Linked DNA regions of Homo sapiens: regions 2 and 3 are each linked to region 1. Evidence: chromatin loops called from intact Hi-C (ENCODE). Cell type or tissue: endothelial cell of umbilical vein. All regions are shown on one strand.

The links. Hi-C counts contacts between places; a loop is a spot of excess contacts. Peaks named below come from ENCODE experiments on the same cell type or tissue, not always from the same donor. Only the 100,000 strongest peaks of a DNase experiment are listed, where the experiment ranks them.
Region 2: a loop joins it to region 1, with 2.4 times the contacts of the local background. A loop is called at or near these places in 11 of 110 quality-filtered maps.
Region 3: it touches region 1 in a loop (14-fold over the local background); 25 of 110 quality-filtered maps call a loop at or near these places.

Annotation. Positions count from the first base shown.
Region 1 is chrX:45,185,137-45,190,136 of GRCh38, forward strand. The region is part of intron 2 of DIPK2B (divergent protein kinase domain 2B); the gene reads right to left. Among named protein-coding and RNA genes, the nearest start is that of DIPK2B, 13 kb to the right of the region's middle. In endothelial cell of umbilical vein, a CTCF peak has its summit at 1,989 (motif pointing left); DNase peaks (open chromatin) are centred at 2,095 and 2,775; H3K4me3 peaks cover 337 bases; H3K27ac peaks cover 1,258 bases.
Region 2 is chrX:45,080,891-45,085,890 of GRCh38, forward strand. It overlaps KDM6A (lysine demethylase 6A), which reads left to right. Exons shown (of 30, transcript NM_001291415.2): 22 at 1,686-1,750; 23 at 1,825-1,899; 24 at 2,570-2,718; 25 at 4,975-5,000. Among named protein-coding and RNA genes, the nearest start is that of DIPK2B, 120 kb to the right of the region's middle. In endothelial cell of umbilical vein, no CTCF peak of the experiment used is centred here; a DNase peak (open chromatin) is centred at 2,621; H3K27ac peaks cover 960 bases.
Region 3 is chrX:43,956,767-43,961,766 of GRCh38, forward strand. It overlaps NDP (norrin cystine knot growth factor NDP), which reads right to left. Exons shown (of 3, transcript NM_000266.4): 2 at 1,706-2,086. The coding sequence starts at 1,879. It overlaps NDP-AS1 (NDP antisense RNA 1), which reads left to right. Exons shown (of 6, transcript NR_046631.1): 4 at 4,019-4,128. Among named protein-coding and RNA genes, the nearest start is that of NDP-AS1, 9.5 kb to the left of the region's middle. In endothelial cell of umbilical vein, a CTCF peak has its summit at 1,896 (motif pointing right); a DNase peak (open chromatin) is centred at 1,925.

The sequences.
Region 1 (5,000 bases):
TAACTGATGTCTTCCAAGTGACTTTCTTTATAGATAAATACTATATATTATATAGTTTAACCTTTGATTCCTTCATAGCATGTGGACATGCATAGAGGGACAGCCAATCCAGAGGCCTCTGGGCCAAGTCACACTTAACGGCAAAAGCATTTTTTTCTGAGTACATCAGGATAGAGGTAATGAGATATCAAAGGAAGAATTGTATAGAACAAAGGATGCCTTGATTTTTTAAAAAAGGGGCTTGATTGGTAACATCTAAGTTTAGGGAAAGCTTAAAGCCCTGTAAAAGCAAAGCTTGCTTTGTATTGTTTGTTCTGATGATTATTCAGGCTTCGGTTACGTTTTGGCTGGGGGCGGCCTGTATTCTGTATTTGAGCATCATCTGGAAGGAGCCACTGGTGACTTGTCTCATGTCTATCTTTCCCCTAGTCTTCTCTTGCCTCCTTTTTCTTTCTCAACTTGTCTGTGTCAGGACTGGGGAAGCCTTTCACTGTCTCATTTTCTTTCTTTTCTTTTCTTTTTTTTTTTTTTTTTGAGATGGAGTCTCGCTCTGTTGCCCAGGCTGGAGTGCAGTGGCGCAGTCTCGGCTCACTGCAACCTCCGCCTCCTGGGTTCACACCATTCTCCTGCCTCAGCCTCCCGAGTAGCTGAGACTACAGGTGCCTGCCACCACGCCTGGCTAATTTTTTGTATTTTTAGTAGAGACAGAGTTTCACCATGTTAGCCAGGATGGTCTCGATCTCCTGACCTCGTGATCCGCCCGCCTCGGCCTCCCAAAGTGCTGGGATTACAGGCGTGAGCCACCGCGCCCGGCCGACTGTCTCATTTTCATTCGTGAGCTCCATCAAGAATAATTTAGGGGTAATTTGAGTGGGCACAGTGGGTGATTATTAGTCCCTTTTCTATGAGACTGTGACACAATGGAATTTGGAAATGAGCAGGTTAGTCTCTGACCCATTCCAAGTAACCTCTTTGCCACAAATGTTGAGATAGCAAAGTTTTCATGGTTGTAATCTTAAATAAATTAGATGATTCAAAATCTTAGTTGTTTCAACTCTGAACATTTCCAATTCCATGACTGGAAGGAGAAAATGGGCTGAGAGGGGACTTATCTATTCCATAATGTCTGTCCAGTTGGTTCCCCAAACTCCCACGGGCAACAAACACAGCACTCTGAATACCTCCCAAGGGTCACAGGAACGGGGTCTCATGATTTCAGTGTTGATGTACCTCTGAAGGGGCTCTGTTCCTCCAAGACCATTCAGCCAGAGGATGTGCGCTGATATCCAGGGAATATTGCCTTGTGTGATACTGTGGAGGCATTCTTAGCTGCTTAAATTTCCTTTTCCACTAATAGTCATTTCATCTTTGACTCCAATGTTAGATGTGTGTGAAAATAATACAGCCACCAGTCAGCCTATTTTTTCTTTTTCAGCACCAATATAGTCATGTTCTTTGTTAAAACAAACAAACAAACAAGCAAATGGAAATTTTTTGAAGCATCCTTGACCTAGTAGCCTGTGAGGCATTAAAATATTTACAGTCTGAAAACCAGCTGTGAATCCAACATAAAATTTTCATTTTCATTAAAACACTTTATCACAGGGTGTCTTGTATCAGAACGAATCGAATATGGTCTATCTCCCTCACTGGGGTGTCATCTCCCAGAGTGCAAAGACCTTGTCTTGATACCCTTATGCCCTCCTAGCGCCTAGCACAGGTCCTATAACCATCCCTTACATATTTTTGAGTTACATTTAAACAAAAGTGAATTTCACTTGTTTACTAGTTCATCGGAACCCACATTTAGATTATATAATGAACATGCATTTTGGTTAATTTGCTGATTTCCCTTATTCTATGCATTTTAAAAAATAATGGAAACATAGGAAGTAAAATAGCCAATCATCCTCGTTTAAACAAAGCTGACTGAACACTCTGTACTGCCATCTAGTGGGGGGAAAGGCTCTGCGGCCATCTAGTGTATTCCCGTTTGGAGGAACACACTGCTTAGAACAATGTCAGATCGGATCGTAGTTGAGGGGATGGGAGCGGGACACAGTGGAGGATATGTGTTTTCCCCTGATTAGCCTCCAGCTGCCTAGGGTGGTTGCCTCTTTGCCCTTGGCATAAAAGCAGAGGAAGCCTTCTTTGTGGTTTTGTGAACAAGCACCTTATCATAAACTCTGAGCAGTGTTCTTGGCTGTGTTTCTGTTTGTGGGCTAGTAATTTAGGCTGTGGGATATTCCCATCAGAACAATGCAGCTTTTAGAGGAGAAAAGTCACGATGTTATTAGCATAAGTGCTACACATGCTCGAGGGCGCGCGCGCGCACACACACACACACACACACACACACACACACACACACTGCATCGTTTCACTTTCTTCCTAATTCTTGGTCCTGTCGTCTTCCTTAGCAGCCCTGCCGTAGCTGTACTGCACTGTGGCTCAAGATGCAGTGTCCTTAAATACAAAGCTGCATTTGGCCCTGCAGGAGGGGAGCCCGGGACTCCCTGGCTCAGCCTCTGATGATGACTGCTGGGGCTTTTCATCCAACTTGACTTTATTTATTCATAAGCAGGGCTGACAGTCAAAGTTCTGAGGCCCCTGAACCGGCCAGATCCCTCCTCCCTTTCGTTTACTTTTATTTCTTTGATTTTTTTTCTCCTCTCATCTCTGCCTTGTCAGTTCTCTGAAAAGAGCCCGTGAGCTCCTTGTGGCATCTTTTTCTTCCCCTAAACACACAGCAACACACACAAGCAGATATGCACAATTGAAGGCTCTGGCTTAGATCCCAGTTGGAAAACGGCTCTTGAGGAAATCAGAGAAAAGCCACTTCAGTCACACACAGAGAGAATCCCAGGATACTGGCCTGACAGGTAGGCTGAGCCGACACTGGGCCATTTGGTGTGAGTTGAAGAATGAGGCAAATCTCCCAACCACGCATCCTATAATAGCTCCCCAGTTGGCTCTTGAAACTCCCATATAAATACAGAAAGATCATGATTTCCAAACAAGAAATTAGGACTCATGTCTGATGGGTTATCAGAAAAACGGGGTGGAGCTGTTTGGCCAAATCTGGGATGAATGATCACTCAGAGGTTTCATCTCTTATTCCAGCTGAGATCAAAGACAGAGGCTGCTAACTTAGAACACTATTGAGAAGAATTCTGGGGCCACATCTGGGTTTAGTAGGGGAAGAATGCAAGAATATATTAGGAAGAGCTGAGATAGTCATGCATGAACTAGTGAAAGCATCGCAATATTGGCTTTACATGCAAATGGCTTCTTAGAGGGCTAACAGTGAAATGCCATTAGCTGTTAACTTCCCGGCACAAATTAAATTATGACATTAGCTGCCCATCACAAGGCTCTAAGTGAATGGGTCACAGAATAGGGGAAGTTGTTTCTATGGCTTATTCTTTTTAAAATTGAAGTAAAATTCATATAACATAAAATTAACCATTTAAACCATTTTAAATTATACAATTCAGTGGCTTTTCATACATTCAGAAGACTGTGCAACCATCACCACTATCTAATTCCAGAATCATTTCATCACTCCAGAAAGAAATCCTGTACCCATTAAACAGTCACTCCCAATTCTCCCCTCCCCTCAGCCCTTGGCAACCACTGATTTCCTCTCTGTCTCTATGGATTTGCCTATTCTGGACATTGCCTATAAATTGAATCATATGTGTCTTTTTGTGTTTGGCTTTTTTTTTCACTGAGCACAATGTTTTCAAGGTTTACCTATGTTGTAGTATGTATCAGCACTTAATTCCTTTTTATGGCTGAATAATATTCCACTGTATGGATAGAATATATTTTGTTTATCCATTCATTGGTTGACGAACAACATTTGGGTTGTTTCTACCTTTTGGCTATTATGAATAGTGCTGCTATGAGCATTCATATACAAGTTTTTTTAAAAAAATAGATTTTGTCTCACCATGGTCCCCAGGCTCATCTTGAACCCCTGGCCTCAAGCAATCCTCCTGCCTCAGCCTCCCAAAGTGCTTGGATTATGGGCGTGAGCCACTATGTCCATCCCACATAGAAGTTTTTGTTTGAACACTTGTTTTCAATTCTCTTGGGTGAATAGGCGAGGGTATTTTTTGGCCACCTTTGGTGAAGACAGATCCATTTGAAACTGATAGGTGAGTTTTGCTACAAAGAAAAGAGCAGGTGTGGCTGGGCATGGTGGCTCATGCCTGTAATCCCAGCACTTTGGGAGGCCGAGGTGGGCGGATCACCTGAGGTCAGGAGTTTGAGACCAGCCTGGCCAATATGGTGAAACTCTGTCTCTACTAAAAATACAAAAATTACCCGGGTGTGGTGGCGGCACCTGTAATCCCAGCTACTCAGGAGGCTGAGACAGAAGAGTCACTTGAACCTGGGAGGCAGAGGTTGCACTGAGCCGAGATGGCGCCACTGCACTCCAGCCGGGGTGACAAGAGTGAAACTCTGTCTCAACAAACAAACAAACAAACAAAGCAGGTGCTTGGGTGCAGCCTGGATGAGGCATGAAAGTGAGAAAGAGTGTGGCAGAACACCCTGGGCCCGCTGTGGAATCCTAAGGGCAAAGGGTCTCTGGAAAGGAGGTGAGGAGAGATAGAGAAGATGGTGCCAAAATAAGATAGTAATGACCTTGAGCTTAATGGCTAGGAGAATGGGTTGGTGCAGAATTTACAAAATGGCTGCTAATATTTCCTTTTTTATAAGGAAGGGAAAAATCTATGGTGGAGATGAAAAGGTGGGTTAGGGGAGGGCCAAAGTAAAGTAAAAATTTTTCTGGTTTTGGCTGTGTCTTACCAGCATGTTGTTAATAGATGCTGTTTTGGCAGAAAGAAGAAAAGCTTGTTTAGCTGCATGTAATGCAAGATGACAAAATTGCTAGAGAAAATTTTAGCATAACAAATTAAAGAAAGGGATTCACTTATTATGAGAATACTGCTGTGCATTTCTATAGTGATGGACTTCTAAAGCATATTCTT
Region 2 (5,000 bases), 100 kb before region 1:
ATTTAAATGGGGAGGGTTCCATAGCCAAAGAAAGCTTGGGGTTTTGTTGTTGTTTTTTTGAGACGGAGTTTCGCTCTTGTTGCCCAGGCTGGAGTGCAACGGCATGATCTCGGCTCACTGCAACCTCCGCCTCCCAGGTTCAAGCAGTTCTCCTGCCTCAGCCTCCCGAGTAGCCGGGATTACAGGCATGTGCCACCACACCCAGCTAATTTTGTATTTGTAGTAGAGACGGGGTTTCTCCATGTTGGTCAGGGTGGTCTCGAACTCCCAACCTCAGGTGATCTGCCCATCTCGGCTTCCCAAAGTGCTGAGATTATAGGCATGAGCTACCGTGCCCTGCCAGCATGGGGTCTTTTAGTATGCTTTAAGACATGGACCATTACATGTGAAAAGTTTGACAAATGTTCAGACACTATACATTTAAAGGAATGGAAGCCAAAGGTCAGAAGTATTGCTAACTCAGAAATCATAAAACAGTGTTAACAGATATCATGTCTGTGACTCAAGAGTTGTAAATAAAAGTAATATTTGCATTGAAAAATACCTATATGTATCCAGCAATGTTCTAAACATTTTGTCATTTGTGTGTAATTCATTGTGGAATAAATATCCCCTGGAAGAACTTTTCCTTTGTTCATAATCAAGAATAAAAAGTATCTTATCTTCCACTATTACACATATATAGCTATGTACACATACATACACCTCTGCTAGCTTATATCATTTATAATCAAGATTGGGATGCCCTAGGCCTTTCAGCTTTCCTCAAGTTTTCTCTCCTCTTGAAAATGGGGCAGGTATGAGAATCTGTATTATAACTTTGTGGCTAGTGGAGGAAGTTGGATACCATGCCGGTGAGATTCAACTTTTCTTGGGTATTTATTTATTTTTTATTTTTTATTTTTTTTAGACGAGTCTCACTCTGTCGCCCAGGCTGGAGTGCAGTGGCGTGATCTCAGCTCACTGCAACCTCCACCTCCCGGGTTCACGCCATTCTCCTGCCTCAGCCTCCCAAGAAGCTGGGACCACAGGCGCCTGCCCCCATGCCCGGCTAATTTTTTTGTATTTTTAGTAGAGACACGGTTTCACTGTGTCAGCCAGGATGGTCTTGATCTCCTGACCTCGTGATCCCTCTGCCTCGGCCTCCCAAAGTGCTGGGATTACAGGCATGAGCCACTGTGCCTGGCTTTCTTGGGTATTTATTTATTTAATGTGGTGTTTGAAGAAATTTTCATGTGTAAGAGGCCTATAGAAACTTAGTTTCAAGGCCAGGCATGGTGATTCACGCCTGTAATCCCAGCACTTTGGGAGGCTGAGGCCGGTAGACAGCTTGAGCACAGGAGACTAGCCTGGGCAACATGGCAAAACCCCATCTCTACCAAAAATACAAAAATTAGCTGGGCGTGGTCATGCGCACCTAATAGTCCCAGCTACTGAGGAGGCTGAGGCAGGAGAATCGTTTGAGCCCAGGAGGCAGAGGTTGCAGTGAGCCGGGGTCGCACCACTGCACTCCAGCCTGGTCAACAGGAGTCAAACCTTGTCTCAAAAAATTAAAAACATGAAACTTAGTTTCAAAACACAAATAATACTATTCAATCTAGATATGAACTTTTTTTCAGTTGTATGGTGGAAAGGATTGCCAGTTGTAGAACACTAAACTAGACTGCTTTTTGCTTAATCTATAGGAAGAAAATGAAAAAAGAAGTCATCATAAAGACCACTCAGATAGTGAATCTACATCGTCAGATAAGTAAGTCATTTTTAATGTCCACTTAGTATTTCTTTTTAAAAGGCATGTTTCTAATACTGTGTCTCTTTTTTAAGTTCTGGGAGGAGGAGGAAAGGACCCTTTAAAACCATAAAGTTTGGGACCAATATTGACCTATCTGATGACAAAAAGTAAGTCCTTGTAGTAATATTTCTGTGAACTGATGCAAAGAGTTATCCTGTGCTAGATTGGGAATTCTCTACAATTTCCTCTTCTGTTTCATTTATTGTCATTTTTTTTAAGTTGACATGAATTTAAGCTAAACTTTTTTTGCTACATTTTACAATTAAAATTTTAAAATTTTTTTTTAAAAATAGAGATGGGGTCTCACTGTGTTGCCCAGGCTTGTCTTGAACTCCTGGGCTCAAGGGATCCTCCCACCTCAGCCTTCCAAAGTGTTGGGGTTACAGTTGTGAGCCACTGCACCCTGCCAAATTTTTTTTTTTACTTAAAACTTTTCTGCAGTTTTTCATCAAGACTCTGACTATATGCTAATTACATAATCACAAATTATATTTTTAATTATATGAAATAGTTACGTGAAAATGTATTTATAAAATATAATTGTACAACTATTAAAATAGTTTTTTTCTTTTATTGGTGAATAATTTTTATGCCTATTTTTTGTTGGGAAGTTTTCTTTGGAAAAAATTAAAAATTTAAGCATTTTCTTATGGAAAAGTAAAATATTTATAGACTTAATTGTTTTTTCTGATTGGAACACAAGGGTTTTGAAGAAATGGTAAACTTCCACAGGTATTTGTAGCAGAGTTTCACTTTTGATGTGTTATTTTATTGCAGGTGGAAGTTGCAGCTACATGAGCTGACTAAACTTCCTGCTTTTGTGCGTGTCGTATCAGCAGGAAATCTTCTAAGCCATGTTGGTCATACCATATTGGGCATGAACACAGTTCAACTATACATGAAAGTTCCAGGGAGCAGAACACCAGGTAATTTGTATGAACTAACATATCTTGTTAAAATGGAAAACAAAATCAAAATATGAAACATGCAAAGACAGCCAGAATCTTGTCATTTATAATGAATAAAACTGAGAGTTGTTCCTGTTATAAGACTTTTTAACTGGGCTCAGATTAAGATTTTTCCCCTTTTCATTATCTTTTTTTAGTGTAATAGCCCAGAAACATTATAACAATTTAATCTGGAAAGGGGTCATTGGAGCACCACTGGGAAATAAGTTCTTTTGGCCTGAAGACTCTGTTGTCAATCCCATCTGTTGCAGAGAGTGATGGGGTGCAGTGTTTTTGAATTTTTCTTTTAACCCAAGTAACAATAAAAAGTATGTTTTATATGTAACCGAATGCACATGTATGTATACAGCAGCAGTTTTATTGAACAATACGTTTTCCAATCTATTCTATTCTGTTTCATTTAAAAAATAAAGTGTAGGTTGCAGTTTTCTAAGTGGATCACAACTCACGGTTTTAAAAAAACTTCATCATGTGGAGACATTACTAGACTCATTCTAATAACTAGTCTAGACTTTGCCACTAATTAGGCTTGTCACTTTTGGCAAGTTACATTTCTTCTTTAGGTCTTTTTCTTCATTTATAAAGTGAATTACATTGTTTTTAGACTTAAATTTTCCATCCAGTACTGAAGTACCATCTTCTTTGTGCTCTTTTGCATTGACATGAAATTTCACAGGGTGATATTCAAAATATTTAACAATTGCCACAATCGCAGCACTGATCAATTAGAAGAGATACTGTTGATGACCAGTTCAGCTGTACCAATGTACTTGGGGCTGCAGGTCTCCCTCAGGTGCTTCTCTTTGCTACTTGATGCAGCCATGGTTTGAAAACCAGACTGCTTCCTTCTTTGTTCACATTCTTACTGAGTCGTGCTTAAGAATTTTTTCAGAATAGGGCTATGCTTGCTTCTGGGTAAAATGGGTCAGTGGTTCCCCATCCTGGCTGCTGATTTGATTCTCTTGTCCTTTTTTCTTTTTTCTTTTTTAAGAGACAGGGTCTTGCTATGTCACTCAGGCTGGAGTGCAGTGATGTGATCATAGCTCTCTGTAACCTTGTTTAACTCCTGGGCTCAAGCAATTCTCCTGCCTCAACCTCCCAAGTAGCTAGGACTACAAGTACATGCCACCATGCCTGGCTAATTGTTTTGAGGTTCACATAATGACTTCAAGTTATTCTTCCCTCTGGACCTCCCAAAGTGCTGGGATTATAGGCTTGAGCCACCACACCTGGTAGCTTTTTAAAAGTATGTAATTAATTAATCTCTAGGATTCAGATCCAGGCATGAGGGTAGGTGGGTGGGTTGGTTGGTTTTTAACTGAGGTCCCCAGAGGATTCTAATATACAGCCAGGATTAGAACTATTGGTTATAATTGTTATCCTCAGACCATTAGAAGCCCAATTCTGTGATATTTTATCCATAGTCAGGTAAAGTGCAAAGAGTTCTGGAATAAATGATAGAAGAACTATGTTCTGCTCTGTACTCTGTCATTGGACACTGATATAAATGTTGGGCAAAAAACATTATTTTGAGTACCTTGTTATGGGGTAAACACTGTTCCTGGAGATTAGTTCATAAGGAAAAAAATGGTAATGATATCTATAATAGCTAATATTTATTGCTTACTGTGTACAGATGGTCCCTGAGTTGAAATGGTTCAACTTACCACTTTTGGACTTTATGGTGGGTTTATCAGAGTATTAAATGCATTTTCAACTTAAGGTATTTTTCAACTTACTATGGGTTTATCAGGATGTAGTCCCATCTGTAAGTTAAGGAGCATCTGTATTAAGCACTGTTATATGCATTCATTAGTTTATCCATCTTCAAAACAACCCAACAATTTATAGAGATTATTATTATCTGTTCTTACATATAGGGAAACTGAGTCAGAATGGTTTACCAACTTGCCCAGGTTCAATTAATGACTAAGCCAAGGAGTCTGGCTCCAGAGCCTAATCTCTTAACCATGATTATACTGCCTATCATAGAAGCTCTTACTGAGTATGTTAGGAGTTGACACAAAAATGCTACAGTGATGAAGAACTAAATACTACTAGAGTGTTCTCTGTTGAGCATTTGTAAGGTTTTGTTTCCAAAGACCCATTTTTCTATAGAATTATAGTGTGATGATTAATTTTTTTCTGTATAAGTACCGTGTGCTAACCAATTGCACCACTGGAGCTCCAATTTTTTTTCTTTTCACATTTCAGGTCATCAGGAAAATAACAACTTCTGT
Region 3 (5,000 bases), 1.2 Mb before region 1:
TATCACAATTTTGCGCTGTTATTTGCCATGGCTTTCTGGAAGAAACAAAGGTGAATAACAGTACACTAAAGTCTGTTTCTAAGACTCATGCTCAGAATTCACATGTGAATTTCTTCGGTTTGAGTTCATGATGTCTCTTCTTTGACCTTCGCTAGATTAATGTGATTGTTGCCAAAGTACTCCTCCATCATTTTGTCCAGTCTTTCCAGATTGTTTTCTAGTTTTTATAGATGCTCCTATTTCTTTGTTCCTTTCTATCATCATAGTGACACTTTCTTTGAAATAATTTTAATTCCTTTTTTTAAAAAAGAATCACGATTATGGAGGACAACTCAATACGGAAAGAAATTATCCATGGAATAAAATCACTAAATATTCATGCTGTCTGTTTCTGAAGGGGGAGGGAAGGAGAAACTAATAATTGCTGCAGTCAACCTTACATGGGCCCACAATTTCTGAGCAATCACACTTGTAAAAGCACTTCTCATGTTTTTTCTCAATTTGTTTTAGTTTCCCTTTCCTAAGAAGGAATTGTGGCCCTGCAAAAATTTATGTTCATCTATTTACTCCATTTTTTTTTGGTTCTACAAGCACAAATAAGAGCCAGAAAGTTTTTATTAAGTGGAAAATCTCTATTTTTTCCCACAGTCATAGATCTTATTAATATAATGGTTAAAATGATTTAACTCGAATTCTGATCCTCCTAAACTAAAATGAATCATCATCACTGAGCTATAATCAGAGAAATTAATGGAAATTTTCAAGGCATACAAAAGTCATAATGTTTTTGAATGGAGAGTGGAGGGATTGGCTTATATGGTCTTAATTCTGGTGATTGATACTATAAAAAATTCTTAATTATACTGGTAATTTCAAAAATTACTTGCCATACGAGAATGTTTAAGTGATTTTCATCTCAAAACTAAATGTAAAAATCTCTGAGGTTGGGCTAAACAAATTATTATTTACCAAGTGTGGACAAATTTCATTCATTGTGCCTGTTTAGGGGCAGTGACAGTCGTGAGATCTCGTATGTTCCACCCTACAATGTGCCTCCCTTCTGGGTGGTCCATGTAGCTGGCCACTCTTGGTGGCCTTTTAAGCATGATATTCCCTTGCACACCACTGAGGCACGGACTGCCTCTGCAAGAAACATGCATCCTTTTCCAAATGAGAACGATTTGGATAAGCAATGTAAAAATGATAAATGATCATATTGCCATCTTATCTTTTGAAATCATTTGAACAGAAATGTAGCACCTGAAGAAAGGCTCAGACCACAAAGCCAGTTATTTCACCAAGAATCTCTTTAAAGAGCCCTCCAAGAAGTATGTTCCACTGCTCAATCGCATTCTTTGCATTCTCTTCCTCTTTATTGATGATGGAGCTAGAGAGTTATGATGACTTGTAAACTCCATTTTTCTTTTTTGGAAAAGCACACTACCACTCATAAACATCACAGCCAGGGACAAAGGACACCTGTCCCACTGGATGGGTGTGCACATGATTGATTAGGCACTTTTACTGATAACAGTGCAAAGCACGGGGGGAAATTCTAAAAGCCTCATTCTCCCACAAGCCCTGTGGGCCAGCCACATCACTTAAGTTTGGGCTATGATCTTAGTTCTCCATCCCCTGACAAAGAAATATGGCTTCTTGCCTGTTTCTGAGGGAAATGCTCTCCTCACAGAGACCTTGGTCTTACCTTTGAGCTACACTTGTACAATGGGTGACTGATAGAATCCACATAGTGGTGCCTCATGCAGCGTCGAGGGTCCGAGTCCATTATGAATGAGCTGTCCGTTTTACTGTCTGTATCTCCCATTATCACCAGCAGGGAGAGCATAGAAAAGGATGCAGCTAGTACATGTTTTCTCATTGTTGTAAGGAAAAACTTCTCTAGAAGAACAGCAGAGGGAGGCAGAGGACAAAAAATTGGAAATGGCTTCACCTCCTAGGATCCAGTCCCGTTCAAGGAAAGGGCAGGATCGGGCTGAAGCTTTCTGGTTGTCATTGTCCTTTATGTGCTGGAGTTTTGTCTTACTCTTTGCACTTGCAATCCATCATCACAGTATCTGCTGCACAGCTGGAATGAAAACAGAAATTACTTTCCCCAGAATTATTTACCCAGAACCACTAATGGAACCCAGGAGGTATTAAGTAGAATTTTTCCATGTTATTTTGAGAGGAGAATATTGGTTTCTAGAGCGTCATTAGCAAAGGCTGTCATCCATTCCACCCCAACTCCCATAGCTTATGCTACATATTTATAACCATTTGGAGGTGGACACAATGGTTTAATGGAAGCACATGTTGACTTTAATTGCTGAAGTCCATGTTCCTAGGGCCAAGAATAGTTTGAACCCATGTTAAAGATTAAACATGTTGTTCTGGCAACAACGTAACCGAATTGGGTGGTCTCATCTTTGTCCTTGGTTGGTCGGGGCGGGAGGGTCTATTCAGTTTCTCAGCAAGCTTTGGTGTCAGCGTCAGCTTACAGGGCTAGAGAGGAGGCAGGTCAGCACTAATGAACACAAGCCATGTCCCACAGGGAAGCACATTTTCCATTTCCAAGTCCATACTCACCCACCCACCTAATTTTCCACTTCTGTGCTCTAGGCTCATCCTGTTTTTGTTTTAAGCCCCATAGCACCCAGCACTGATGACAAACTGCATCTGAAATACACATTATGCTAACTGGCCTCCAGCATGGTTAAGGTATCACACGCGTATTTGCCAACAGAGTCACATTTCTGCAGAGCCTTTGTAGCCTGGGCACATGGTGTAATTCGAAAAAGAAAGCAGTTGTTGGAACAGACTTACCATTAAAATAGGATCATATTATACCGGTTTTTCTGAAATTTGCTTTGTTCTTTTGACCATACCTCTTGGACAAAGGACTGGGGTCCAGAGATCTCTCCAGATTACCTCACTAACTCCCCAGGCATAGCCAACACTGGTGCCTTCTTTTTTTTAACCACAACAGAAGACAGAAAGTATCAAAAATATTTTCAAACATTTAGGAAAATTGGGAGGGCCTGCTATTACATCCAAAACAAAAGGAACATGATAATTAAAGCTTCGGGAAAACTTTCAAAGGTATTTCAGATAAAAGTTTGATCATTTTGTTCATAGGCAACATTTTCCTTAACTTCCTACTCATGAACAGTCTGAATAAACAGGGCAAAGTGTTGATAAAATCAAGATTAGGAGTTCAAGTTGGCATAAGCCAATTTATTTTGCACTAATAGAATGGCATCAGACCCATTTAGCCTCAATTAGCTGTCTTGGAAGTGTGAGGTAGGGGATCCTAAGTGGAAAGGGGTGTGTGAGATAGGGCTGTTTCAGAGCACAGAATCCCTGGCAATAGCAAAGCCTCAGCACATGTGCCTCAGGGAAGTCCTATAAATTGCAGGAAGGGCAAGGACCAGTAATGAGGGAACCCACCTGGACTTGAGTCCTGGCACTGCCATTAATTAGCTGGGGAAGCCTTACACAAGTCATTCAACCTCCTCTAGCCCAAGTTTCCTCATCTGTAGAGGGAAGGAGTTGACAGAGATGGCATCTGCTGTCCCTTTGTGTTCTAAAATGCCACCACTTGATAACTATGGATTCAGTTACTATCATCTCCATATGCAGACAGTGAGCCCAAAGTTGACGAGACCATATTCCAGCACAACTTTGCACCACTTTATGTTCATGCTAATAGCAACATCTCATTGAAATAAATCAAACCTGTGCCCAAAGTTTCAAATCTGCAAAGGATGCAGAAGAGCATGTTTGTTTTCTTTTCATCTGCATAATCTGGGTTTTCCTATACACGTTACCCTGAAAATTACCAAGACAACAACTCAAAGAGCCAGAACTTTCTTGGGGTCCACTTTCAGAGGATGAAATATTACTGACCATTTCCCAAGTTTCACTGTGACTAAATTATCCCAAGTGGTTATCTGTCTCTTTGAAGCCTTAATTAGTGTCAGAAAGAGAATTGATTAGATTTCACTGCTTCGGTCTACAGATATTTCCCCCAGGAGTCAATGGCAAAAGGATGAAGAGAGAAGCAGACATTCCAGTCCTGGCCCTTCTTCTGCACTGCCAGCAACTTCTCTTCAGAGCCATGGCCAGGAGGTATGGTTAAATGAGCAAAGCAAATTAAAGAACATCATGTACAGCATGATGGCAAAAACAAGCTACATCAATAACAAAACCCTATACATGTGTATGCATCGTTGTATTTATTGGCATTTCCACTTTCTCCACAGAAAAAGGAAATATAAAGGGCCCTTAAAGATAGAAGAGAATTTAAGAGAATAAAAGTCTCATTTAAGAGAATGAAAATTAAAGTACTTTGAAATACATTGTTCAACCAATCAGATTTACAAAGATTCCGAAGTCTGATCATGCACCCTATTGGCAAGGCTGTGGGAAAACAAGTCCATTTTGGAGAAAGTTCAGTATAAATTGGTCCAAACTCTGTAGAGGCCAATCTGGCAATACCTTTTAAAAATGCAAATGTATATAATTTAGACCCAGCAATTCCACTTCTGTGAATTATCCTACATGTGAAATCACATGAGCACATGGCTGAAATAGCATAAAATTGGAAACAGCATGAAATATCCATTAATAGGGGACTGGTTAATTATATTCTAAAATGTTCACACAACAATATACTAACCAACTATATATGGAAGGATGCAGAAACTCTATGTATTGATTTGAGTTAAAATGGAGAGAGATAAAAACACATATTTGTATAGCAAAGCTCTGAAAGGATACCCAAGAAACTAACAAAATTAGTTACCTGTGGTAGTTGAGGGACAGGCATGAGAGAAAGACTTTTCACTATATATCTTTTCGTATTTTTAGATTTTTGAGCTTGTGAATGTATACTTTATTTAAAATTTCATTAAAAAATAAGGCTTTCTCTTTTAAAAGCTCAGCTTAAATATGGTAACTAAGTTAATGGATGTTTACTGTTTGTGCCAGTTTGAGTATTT